Linked DNA regions of Homo sapiens: all the other regions are linked to region 3. The links are chromatin contacts, found by Hi-C or POLR2A ChIA-PET in ENCODE. All regions are on one chromosome and are shown on one strand. Each heading gives the region's core, a stretch centred on a gene start or an enhancer-like site at or near the end of the contact. The rest is flanking DNA. Distances are from core to core; before and after follow the strand shown. Region 1 overlaps VWA8 (von Willebrand factor A domain containing 8). Region 2 overlaps RGCC (regulator of cell cycle). Region 3 overlaps DNAJC15 (DnaJ heat shock protein family (Hsp40) member C15).

What was found. A loop is a pair of places that touch in the nucleus more often than their neighbours do. ChIA-PET counts read pairs that join two places held with the same protein, here RNA polymerase II (POLR2A). Pooled maps may share reads with other maps.
Region 1: a pooled map shows a loop between it and region 3 (7-fold over the local background). The contact joins two enhancer-like sites. A Hi-C loop is called at or near these places in 2 of 37 single-sample maps with no recorded cell type and 5 of 50 pooled maps. POLR2A ChIA-PET finds 5 or more read pairs at or near these places in 1 of 52 experiments (naive thymus-derived CD4-positive, alpha-beta T cell).
Region 2: a loop to region 3 is called in a pooled map, with 4 times the contacts of the local background. The contact joins two enhancer-like sites. A Hi-C loop is called at or near these places in 2 of 37 single-sample maps with no recorded cell type and 4 of 50 pooled maps.

What each region holds. Positions count from the first base shown.
Region 1 is chr13:41,914,536-41,918,241 of GRCh38, reverse strand. The region is part of intron 2 of VWA8 (von Willebrand factor A domain containing 8); the gene reads left to right. Among named protein-coding and RNA genes, the nearest start is that of VWA8, 45 kb to the left of the region's middle. RefSeq lists enhancers at 238-357, 1,467-1,546. Within about 2 kb of position 1,486, at least 6 of the 41 ENCODE cell types and tissues checked have a DNase peak (open chromatin) inside an H3K27ac peak, as active enhancers do.
Region 2 is chr13:41,463,728-41,467,467 of GRCh38, reverse strand. It overlaps RGCC (regulator of cell cycle), which reads right to left. Exons shown (of 5, transcript NM_014059.3): 3 at 538-645. Among named protein-coding and RNA genes, the nearest start is that of RGCC, 8.0 kb to the right of the region's middle. RefSeq lists an enhancer at 1,997-2,256 and a silencer at 2,750-2,964. Within about 2 kb of position 2,132, at least 24 of the 41 ENCODE cell types and tissues checked have a DNase peak (open chromatin) inside an H3K27ac peak, as active enhancers do.
Region 3 is chr13:43,043,879-43,047,838 of GRCh38, reverse strand. All of the region lies in intron 1 of DNAJC15 (DnaJ heat shock protein family (Hsp40) member C15), which reads right to left. Among named protein-coding and RNA genes, the nearest start is that of DNAJC15, 22 kb to the right of the region's middle. RefSeq lists enhancers at 1,015-1,690, 2,032-2,091, 2,192-2,241. Within about 2 kb of position 2,163, at least 16 of the 41 ENCODE cell types and tissues checked have a DNase peak (open chromatin) inside an H3K27ac peak, as active enhancers do.

The sequences.
Region 1 (3,706 bases), core at 237-2,736, 1.1 Mb after region 3:
TGATTGGCTTTATATAAGCTACGTAAGCTGATGTTTTATATATGTATTTTTCTTTTGATGTCTTCAAAGAACCTTATTTTATTCATCTTTGTATTCTTGGTGCTGAGCATATAGTAGGTCCTTAATAAATATAGCTGTGTGAATAAATTAATTTTTTAGTTCAGTTAGTTCGTGTTGTAAATAATGAGGACTTTGGTGCTAAATATTTTCACCCTTCATGTCCATTATATCTAACTACAGAATGTTACATGGTAAATAGGGGAAAGTTTAGCAGATGAGCACGTAGTTGCAGTGAGGAGGTTAGTCATGCTTCCTTTGAAATCTTGTGTTGTGATGTGGTAGAAAAATCAAATTCAGGGGCATGTTATGGGCCTAGATGTAGATTCTTTCTGAGCTATTTTGTGGGGTGATGAAATGGTAATGAAATGTCAAGTGAAAGTACTCTAACATAGGCTTTACCAGTGAGGATGTAGTAAGTACTGGGTTCCTTTCTCCCTTATTCTTCAGATTTGCCTCTAGGCCCAGCAGGTAATTTGAGTGTAAACTCAGGAGCCTATTCATATCCACCAAATCCACACTATACAGCCTGGTGTCCAGGGTACACAGCAGAGATAGGAGTTTGCAGGTGAGGATGAGACTTGAATAATTCTCCCGTACCTGGTTCTCATTGGCTGAGGGACTGGGCATGGTGCTTTACCTATAATCCTCACAAACCATACTCAATAAGTATTATTATCTTTATTTTGAAAATAAGGAAACTACAAATCTGCGTGTTCTGCACATGTATCTCAGAACTTAAAGTATAATTTAAAAAATTTAAAAAAGAAAATAAGGAAACAGACCTGAAAGAGTCAAAATGCTTGTCTAAGGACATGGATAAAAGACAGGATGAAAAATCACAGTAGGTCTGTCTGGCTTCAAAGACTTTTTTTTTTCCTCCATTATATTATGCTGCTTTTTGGGATACTAAGAAAACATCAACAGTTTTGAAGGATTTATTATAATAGAATCTGACCTATGCTTAATTTTCTAGAATTTTAATTTTAACTTTTATATGTATGAAAATTTGAGTTCATGAAGGGAGAAAATTATAATTTAGATAACTATGATAAAATTACTTTAAAGCCTTTGAATATGGCTGGGCAAAAAATAGTACATATTTTTTGAAAACAAATATTGGTTAGGAATTGAATCAGGGATTTAGGCCAGTATGAACTACATGTTTTTATCTTTACATAGAAAAGGAATCTTAGAATATAGGATCAAGCTCTTTGGGATTATTTTGACATCGGTTTATTATTATGTGGACTCCTGGAAGGTAGCATTTTGTGCCTGAAAACATTGAAGTTGGGGATTTCTCTCGTGTACTGTGCTATGTTTATATTAGGTTATGCATGGCAGTTTGGCACTTTGTTTTGCAGATGTTCGTAATGTACAGTCTTGAATCTTGTTTCTATTTCTGGCGTGCTTTTAAGTATGACTCATGTTTTCTTGAGGCCATTCTAAAAATACAGCTAGTTTCAAGCATTAATGTAAAATATACCACAGATACCACATAGCACTGCATGATGCTTTCTTTCAGTAGTTTAGTGCAATTTCCTGACAAATTAAATATAGACATGCTTTTTGGTAAAATACGCTATACTAAAACATGAATAAGTGAAAGTTGGATTTTCTTTGAGAAGTAGATCCTCTGATAACATAATATTCATTACAAAATAACTTTGAAATTTTAATAAAAGGAATAAAACATACCATTGATACCACCAAAAAGAAGTAGAACTAATGGCTGGAACAGCAAGTCTGCTAAATTTGATGTAGCCCTGAGAGGTCCACACTTGTAGGGAAAGTCTTGCACCTGAAGCTGGACACCTGTTGAAAAGCTTTTGGAGGGACTGTAGAACATAATGACTGAAATACAAGTTTTGGACTTAAACAACTTAGGTATAAATCTTGGTTTATGGACTTAGCAGCTATAGACAAATGATACTACATTTCCAATTTTGATTTTCTTATTGTAAAATGGGAGTAATGAGTATTTAACAAACACAGCATTTACTGTTATTAGACACTGTTCTAAGTGCTTAATATAATCCTCATAACAACTTTATAAGTAAGTACAATTGTATCTATTATACAGATGAGGAAACTGAGCAGAGAGGTTAAATAACTTGATTAAGGTTACATAGCTAGTAAATAGTAGAGTTGGAATTTGAACCCAGCCAATCTGTCTTGAATCTGTGTCTTTATACAATAGGTCTGCTGCTTTCTAGAATTGTTATGAGATCCTATGTGAAAAATCGTTTGTATGTTTACCTGGTACCTGATAGGAATGCAATAAATTATAGCCATTATTAGTATTGTTATTGAGGGAGAATAAAAGCAGGGAAAATGTATTTTCTTTGTGAAGGTATGCCATAGACTACAAGGCCAGCCATGGGATTCAGAAGTAGCTTATATGTATTAAGAAACTTATGTAAAATTGGAATGTGATGATGAGAGCCTTAGATATCCTGACAACTCCTACAGACTTACTCTAAAGGTAGAACTTATTCTCTACTGATTTCCTCGCTAAAAGTTTTATCTTTCAGAAGGTAAAGGAAATAGAGAGAAACTCTTTCTCTGGGCTTAATTGTGACAAACTCATTAGTGGTGTGCAGGCAACAGAGGCCTTGAGAAAAAATAATGACTACACAATATTTCTCAACTATGGTGCCATTGACATACTGGGCAGGATGAGACCATCTTGGTCATTGCATTTACCATCACAAAATATCAGTGGTGTACCAAATTATTTCTCATTTCCCAAAGCTTTACAACAACCCAAAGTACTCCCAGACATTTTCCAAATGCCTCCTGGCAGGCCTAGAATGGTAGCAGTATGGTCACCAGTTGAGAACCACTGCTGAGTGCTAAGAATAAAGGAAGGACTGAGACTAGTCAGATGTGCCTTAAGGCAGTGTTTCTCAGTACATGTGCATCATGCTGAAGTGGAAGACACTCCCAGGAGCATAAACATGATTATACATAATTCCCAGGGCTCTAGCTTTAAATAACTCCATGCTTTTCTCTTCTACTTAAGAAAGTACACTGCTGTACAAATGTCTCTATTATGGCTATAACCTCAATTCTGCTCCAGTTTGCTTCAAAAAATGAAAAGATAAGTTATTCCTAAACATCAGCACTTTATTATACAGACAATTTATGAGGGGCAGGCCTCACATTTGATTAGGAACTGCTACCTTAGATTTTAAAAAATCTTGAAAATGATTATGGTTCCAAGGTCAAAACATTCAAAACAAACTGGAAGTATAGAACTAAATTGAGACTCCATAATTATAAACAGTTACCAATAGTCATAAATAATAAAAGGTGGGAGGAAGTTAAAGAAACCAACTTGGCTTGAACTTCTAGAACTTTACAAATTTTGGATTTTAAATTATCAAGTCCAGATAATGGAAGGTCAGGCACATTGCCAAAGTTGAATACAAAGTGACACAAAACTGTGAGAGTACTATAGAGAATGCCTGTGGCCAAATTAAGCTGAGATTTATGAAAATGTAAAGAAAAAACCCAAAGTGTTTTTAAGTTTTTAATTATATGTTTGATATCAGAGTAGGAAGAGGTAATAGATTTACAGCATAGAGAACATTGTGTAGTTTTACTAATAAAGAAGTTAAGGTGTCTTAACTCTTATTTTGTTTCA
Region 2 (3,740 bases), core at 883-3,382, 1.6 Mb after region 3:
TAAAGACATTTTAGGTCTATTAATACCACAGTAGAGACAGGCTGGAGCTGCTATTTTAAATCATGTTAGATCATAGCTTATCTAATAATGACAACCCCATTTAATTGCTAAATTGGTCATCTGAAAGCATTGGTTAAATAATTAATGCAATAAAAAGAATCCCACTATCTGCAAAGGCAAACTGCTGAGTTTTAAATTCTAGAACCAACAAGTCTGGGAGGAGACTCCTAAGAAACACTGTCATTTGCACAGTCTTGATTACATCACATGAGAGAGAACAGTCTAGTCTCCAAATTTTCTTTCTCCCTGTGACTTCAGGTTTTCTGCCCCAAATTATCTGATTTCATGTTCACACTGATTAAAATCCTGAGAAATAAAAAATTCCACTGTATACTCTACAGTATTAAGACATTAGTCTTACCTATTTGTTTTGTACATTTGAGAAAGATTGTTTAGGGATAAAAGGGACAGAGAAGGGATTGAGAAGGAGAGAGGAATAAAAAAGCAAAAAACTCAAATTCCAACTAATGACCTTACCTTTCTGAGGAGTGACAGTGGCAGAGAGAAGAGCTGGGGTAGAGTCTGTTGGAGAATTCAGTTTTTCATCACTGAAGCTGAAGCTGTTCCTATAAAGTGAATCTGCACCTTTCAGGAAGGAAAATATACTCATTAGAAATAGTACTCATGAGATTATAGACTTAGCACTTTATAGTCTATTGATAACCAACAATTTGTCTTCAAAATAAGCCAAAGCTGCAACTCTATAGTAAAGAAAACAGCCAGGCATGGGGTGGCTCACGGCTGTAATCTCAGCACTTTGGGAAGCTGAAGCAGGTGGATCACCAGAGATGAGGAGTTCAAGACCAGCCTGGCCAACATGGTGAAACCCCATCTCTACTAAAAATACAAAAATTAGCCAGGCATAGTGGTGTGTGTCTGTAGCCCCAGCTACTTGGGAGGCTGAGGCAGGAGACTCGCTTGAATCTGGGAGGTGGAGTTTGCAGTGAGCCAAGATCACACCACTGCACTCCAGCCTGGGTGACAGAGTGAGACTCTGTCTCAAAAAAAAAGATTAGAAAACAGGTTGATTTCCAGGTTTTATGTTTATGCCCCCAAAATGATTCGAGACAGGGGAGAGAGGGAGTGTGTGTGTGTGAGAGAGAAAGTGTGTGTGTGTGTTTGTGTGAAAGTGTGTGTGTGTGCATGAGTGTGTGAGTGTGGGTGTGTGTGAGAATATGTGTGTGTGAGAAAGTGTGTGAGTGTATGAGTGTGTGTGAGTGTGTGTGTGAGAAAGTGTGTGAGAGTGTGTGCGTGTGTGAGTGTGGAGTGTGTGTGAGAAAATGAGAGTGTGTGTGTGAGAGCATGTGAGTGTGAGAGTGTGAGTGAGAAGTGAGAGAGTGTGTGTGTGTCAAATCAAGTATACCAAAGGCCCTTGCTTCCCCAATACAGGAAGGGGGTGATAGGATCATCATGACCAGTGCTTGGTTGATGGTGGGAGTGTGGGGGTAAGGATTTTAGGCAAAAGGAATCATCTCAAGTGAAATATGTCCCTTCTGCCCTCTGAGCCTCCTAAAATACAAACATCCAGTATCCCATGACTTAAGCCTCTTTCCCTGCTCAAGAGAGATCTTTGCTCTCTTGCTGTCCTATAATTTAATAATCCTCTCTTTTACTTAAGAGAGGTTTTCCTAAGAGTCTGTACTCTTCAGATAAGCCAGAAGGTCAAAGATAAAGACATCTTCTCCTGGAAGTTCATCTATTAGACACTTGGAGTGACATCATGGCTCCCTCTATTCTCATACCTCCAAAGACTTGAACCACAGCAAGATGAGGCCCCAGAAGTTCAAGGCTGAACTGGGAGTCAAGGGGACCATCCAGTCAACTACTAAGTACTAGGGTGCCTTTGAGCTAGTACATCTCTGGGCCTAGCTTACTTATCAATAGAATGGGAAGGCGGACTAAATAATCCTTAAAGGCACTTCTAGCTCTAAAGTTCTGAGATTCTCTAAGTCCTGCTAAGGGGAAGGAAACCAACGCACGGTTGGCCCAGCTGTGTGGCTGTGACTCAGAAAGGGGCTGCTGGCTGAGCAGCACTGACTCAAAGGGTGCAAAGGCAAGGCAGGCAGCAGAAGCAGGATGTGGCCCCTGAGGTCACGGGGAACAGCCTTCCTGGTTAAAACAAAACACAAAGCCAGCCACAGTTGGAGCAGAGAAGTGGCTCTTCAGGTGTGAGAGGGCAGCTGAATGATGGGGGCCTTACCAGGTCCCCGCCTCCTCGGGATTCTTCCACTTTAAGCCAACTACCTCCAGCTTAGGGGGAGGCAAAAACATCTCTCTTTGGTCCCATTAACTGAAAAGGAATTTGCCTAAGTGACAAGAGATAGGCCCAGTACAAAAAGTATCAGAGTTTTCGGAAGAAGAGGTTTCTAGTCTCAGGGAAATTCAGCTTTGTCCCTAAGAGGCTGCCACAACTTCTCAGGTGCCTCACCTGGCTCCCTTTCCCCCCACCCTCTCCTGCCCAGGGGCCCACCTGCCCCCTGCTCTTTTTCGCTGACACCGCCATCTTGTCCACTTTTCCAAACATGCCCAGAAGACCCTTGAGAGCAACCCTCACAATCTTTGCTTCCTTCAGAGGTCCAGCCCAGCTCACCTGAAATGACCACCATCACTGGGCTTTGAGGATGAACATGGACTGAGATCCAAAATCCTGGACCTGATACCTACACTTCCCCAAAAATACATTCCTCAGAGTGCTGGTCCTCCGAGGGCTGTGTGATCAGGTACACCTGAGAAACACCAAACAGCCTTGCTCATTCCCATGGGTATGCCCACTTCCAACATCCTGAAAAGACTTGCGGTTAAACAAAACCAGCCCCATTTCCCCAGTGTACCTGACCACGGGACACTTCTTTGTGGTGCTCCTGCTACTACTTCTCAGGACCCTTGGACTCCGTGGAACCTTACTTGGGAAGCCCTCCTGCTGGCTCCCTCAACCGAGCCCACCTCCAAAGGTGGGCTCTCCAATTCTCCCAAGGGAAGCCCTTTCCCCTACACACAGGAAGCTGGCCACACCCACTGCAGACCTGCAAGGAAGCCTTACTGTTGTCACCATGCAGTCACCAGGAGAATCGCCACAAATACAGCCTGAGAAACTCATGGGGAGAAGATAAGGCAAAATTTAGGGGCAAGAAAACCACAGAGGGTCCTGAGGAGGCAGGCCTCATGCCTAGACTCTGAGCCAGAAAATACCAGGCCCTTGGCACATTATCCGTGGCTATGAAGGATACCTGAGAGCTTCGCCCCCATCCCTGGGCCCAGAGGCTGGCTGGCCCAGATCGCAGGGACCACACCTCCGCTCTCTATCTCCCACAAGCAGCTGGCCTGGGAGAGCAACTTTCCACACCACTGCTCACTCCACCCACCCGGCATGCACCACAGGCCCTACCCTGACTTTGAACTTCAGCTCTCTTCTGCCCCTACTCTCCAGCAAGTTTCCATCCACGTACACTCCTCTGCAGGGGAGAAAGACACCACAATTTGTTCACCTCACAGGCAAGGAGGCCAAACGCTATTGAATGTTGGAAGAAGGAACAATCTAGATATGGAAAGGCCATTACAAAAGAGGATGTTAGCAGGGGAAAAAAGGAATCCAGCAAAGATTCAGGAAAGACTCAGCATAACTCATGGGGCCTGGAGAGAATCTGTAGAGAATGAGCCGTAGATCCAGAATATTGCCAGGA
Region 3 (3,960 bases), core at 914-3,413:
TTTCCCATTCCTCATGGCTCGTACTAAACTTTTACTTTCTAAATAAGCCTTCAAGTTTTTCATCCATGCAGCAAGCATGAGCCCCTTATACTTTCTACTCCTTCACACCTGAATGCTATGTATGGGGCTGCTATGGAAAGTCCATGGGCTTCAAGTTAATCAGGCCTGGGCTCCAATTCAACATTCTGTGATCCTAAGCTATTCTCTTTGGGCCCATTTCCTCATCTATAAAATTAAGATACAAATACCTGTATCCTAACATGCTCGTAATGATTCAAACAAGGTTATGAAAAATAACCAGCACCTATGTGAACGTCACAGACATTCCATGTTGGTCCTTTTTTCATTCTCATATTATTTACTCTTACTCCTTTTGTTCCTCTCTGCTTTACTCCTGGGAAATCTTACTCAGCAATCAACTTCAAGCTCATCTTCTCAAAAAAGCTTTCTTCACTCACCTCTCACCCAAACAAAACTCTTCAGTACTCCATAGTACTCAGGAGATCTTTCTACTGTAATATATATTACATTAGTTAATACTCATTTACCTATTTCAAATCCCTTCCAACATGTAGGCTTCCGGAGGTAGGGACTGTGTTTTATTTCTTTGGATTTCCAAAATCTAGCAAAGCGTCATTTTCTAAAAGTTTGTATAATGACATGAAAATGATCTTAAGAAACTTTACCACTGTTACGGGCGGGTCTTTGGTCTTAGAGCTCCCAACATGGGGTGGGCCGCTCCCAAAATGACGGCAAGCCTTTTGTTCTCTGACCTGGGGTTCTTGGCCTCACAGATTCCAAGAAATTGAACCTTGGGCCATGTGGTGAGTATTATAGCTATTAGAAGCTGTGGGTCATGGAAGAGAACGGTGGAACCCAGCAACCAGTGTTCAGCTCGATTAGGGCACTTAGCCGTGCAGTAACAAAGGCGAGCCTTTAGCCTGATCAGGTGCGGCAATGTGCACCTCACTGGATCAGAAACGCAGTGGACACCCTGCTGGATCCAGAGGGGTGTAAGTCAGCGGCAGGTCTGCGACGGCAGCAAACAGCAGCGGTGGACAGCGAGCAAAAGCTCAGCTCGAACCGTAACAAACACGGACCAGAAGAGTGTGCAGTTGCAAGATTTAATAGAATGAAAACAGAGCTCCCGTACAATGTGAGAGGACCCAAAGGGGGTTGCCCACTCTCTGCTCCAATGCCTGGGTTTATATCCCAATCACTGCCCCTCCCCCTGTGCTCTCAGGCGATATATGATTTGACTATTTCTTTACCTCCTGCTTTTAGCTTAATTTGTATTTTAGTGAGCCCTCTTTACTACCTGATTGGTTGGGCGTGAGCTGAGTTACAAGCCCTGTGTTTAAAGGTAGGTGCGGTCACCTTCCCCAGTTAGGCTTAGGAATTCTTAGTCGGCCTAGGAAGTCCAACTAGTCCTGTCTCTCACCACCACCGAGATGTCTCTTGTAGCTCATATTTTATGTGTACCATACTGGTGACCGAAATTATGTTTTGAAATGGGAAAATATAATGGACAATGCTAGTTAAACTTAATTAAAAATCTAACATATGGTCATGCTTCAAAATATCCTGGACCAGGTAAATATATTCAAAAGTCTCACGGAAGACAAAGAAAATAAAGTTAGGACCTTATGTCTGGTAAATTTCCTTACAAAAAAAAAAAAATGAAGATAATCCACAGGTTATGTGGAAAACATGAAAGAATAACTAATTTGTTAAACAAACATTAAGGAAAATAAACTCCCAATAAAAAGGTTAGGTAATTTAGCAAACAGGCACTTGAAGGCTATTTCCCATCTCTGACTGGTTCATTAATTAATTCAATAAATACTCAGTATTTACTATGTGCCAGTCATGATTTTAAGCCCTAGGGATATATCAGACAAAATCCCTATCCTCATGAAGGTACATTTTAGCAAGAGAGACAGACAACAAACAATTTTAACAGGAAAAATATATAATTATTTTACGCAGTGATTTGTGCTATGGAAAAAAATTAAGCAGATAAAGAAGTAGGTATGTGTTTGTATGGTGAGAGTGAGGGAAGAGAGAGACCCTCTCACATTGTTTTATATTTTATACTCAGTACCTGTTTTAAGAAAAAAACAAGGAAGTGAAATCAAAGACAGGCAGCCTGGCCCCAGGCCCAAAACCACGCCCGAGCCTGCATGGCCTAAACCTAGTAGTTAAAAATCAACTCATGACTTAGAACCCGATGTTACCCATAGATTTCAGGCATTGTATGGAAGAACATTGTGAAACTCCCTGCTCTGTTCTGTTTCACTCTGACTACCAGTGCATGAAACCCCGTCACATATCCCCTAGATTGCTCAATCAATCACAACCCTTTCATATAAAATCTTTAGTGTTGTGTGCCCGTAAAAGGGACGGAAATTGTGCACTCGGGGAGCTTGGATTTTAAGACAGTAGCTTGCCGATGCTCCCAGCTGAATAAAGCCCTTCCTTCTACAACTCGATGTCTGAGAGGTTTTGCCTGCGGCTTGTCCTGCTACAAGAGCAACAAATTTAAAGTGAGTAGGGCAAGCTTCACTGAAAAAAATGACTTTTGGAAAAAAATTAAAGCAAGAAAAAGGATTCCTTAGATTTTGGACTAGCAATGGGAACAAGTGTAAAGTCCCTAAAGCACAGGTGTGCCCAGTGTGCCTAACGAATAGCCAGAAGGCCAGTGTGCATACAGCAGGAAGAGAAAGAGAAAAAAATAGGCAACAAGGTCGAACAGGTCACAAGGGGAGCAGATCATGCTGGGCCTTATATGGTCAACATAAAGACTAGCTTTTCTCCGAGTGATACAGTACATCATTGTTTTGAGCAGAGGCCTAAGATTATTTCAATTAAAATTCTAAGGATCATTCTACTTGTCATGTTGAGAATAGATTGTAGAGGATGAAAAGCAGAGGCATGGGGATGAGTTGTAAGTCTATTAAAATAATCCATGAAAGAGATAATGGTCACTTGGGCTACAGCGATTAATGATGGAAATGAGGAAAGTGGTGAGATACTAGATAGAGTTCGGAGGTAAGGCCAATAGGATTTGCTGAGACACTGGATATGGAGTCAAGGTTTTGAAATGAGAAAATATAATGGACAATGCTAGTTAAACGTAATTAAGAATCTAACATATGGTCATGCTTCAAAATACCCTGGACCAGGTAAATATATCCAAAAGTCTCTCGGAAGACAAAGAAAATAAAGTCTTTGCAACCAAAAGGAACTAAAAGGACCTTTTAGTTGTCTTGAGCAACTAAAAGGAAAAGAGAAGAGTCAAGGTTATTGTCTTGAACAACTAAAAGAATGACACTAACTGCCTTTTGCTGCAAGGACTGTGAGAGGTCTGTGGCAGAGAAAGGGTATGTCATGAACTCTCTTTTGGACTTACTTTCTAACAATATGCCGTGACGAGTATGATAAAGCCTAAGTGAAACAGTATGAGAATTCCTAACACCTAGAGGGTAAATGGAGAGGTCTCATCTACTAATGGAAAAGAAGAATGAGCCAGATGTTTGGAAAACATTCATTCTTTGTTATCTTGCAGTGAGTTAATTCTCAAGGGTTAATCACAAGCAAATCACTTTCTGCTGAACTCAGTGTTTTATGCTGTCTTACTATTAGGTTCAGTCTCCACAAAGAAAACTCTTTGAATTTAAACAACAGCAAGTGGAAAGGAGAAAAAAAGAGAGGAAACAAGAAAGACTGCTGGCAAATCAATATAATTTGGGTAAAAGAGGTATTATACATGCAGATTAGAATAAGGAGGGGAGGAGAATTTACATTCAAGAAAAAGTGTCAGACACAATAAAATGACAATAACGAGAATTTATAAAATTATCCTGCCCTAAAATCTTCAAGCCAATATAAATTTCAGACTTTCATATCTAAATTGAACCAATCTACATTAAGACACCCTACCTTTACCATTATTGTTCC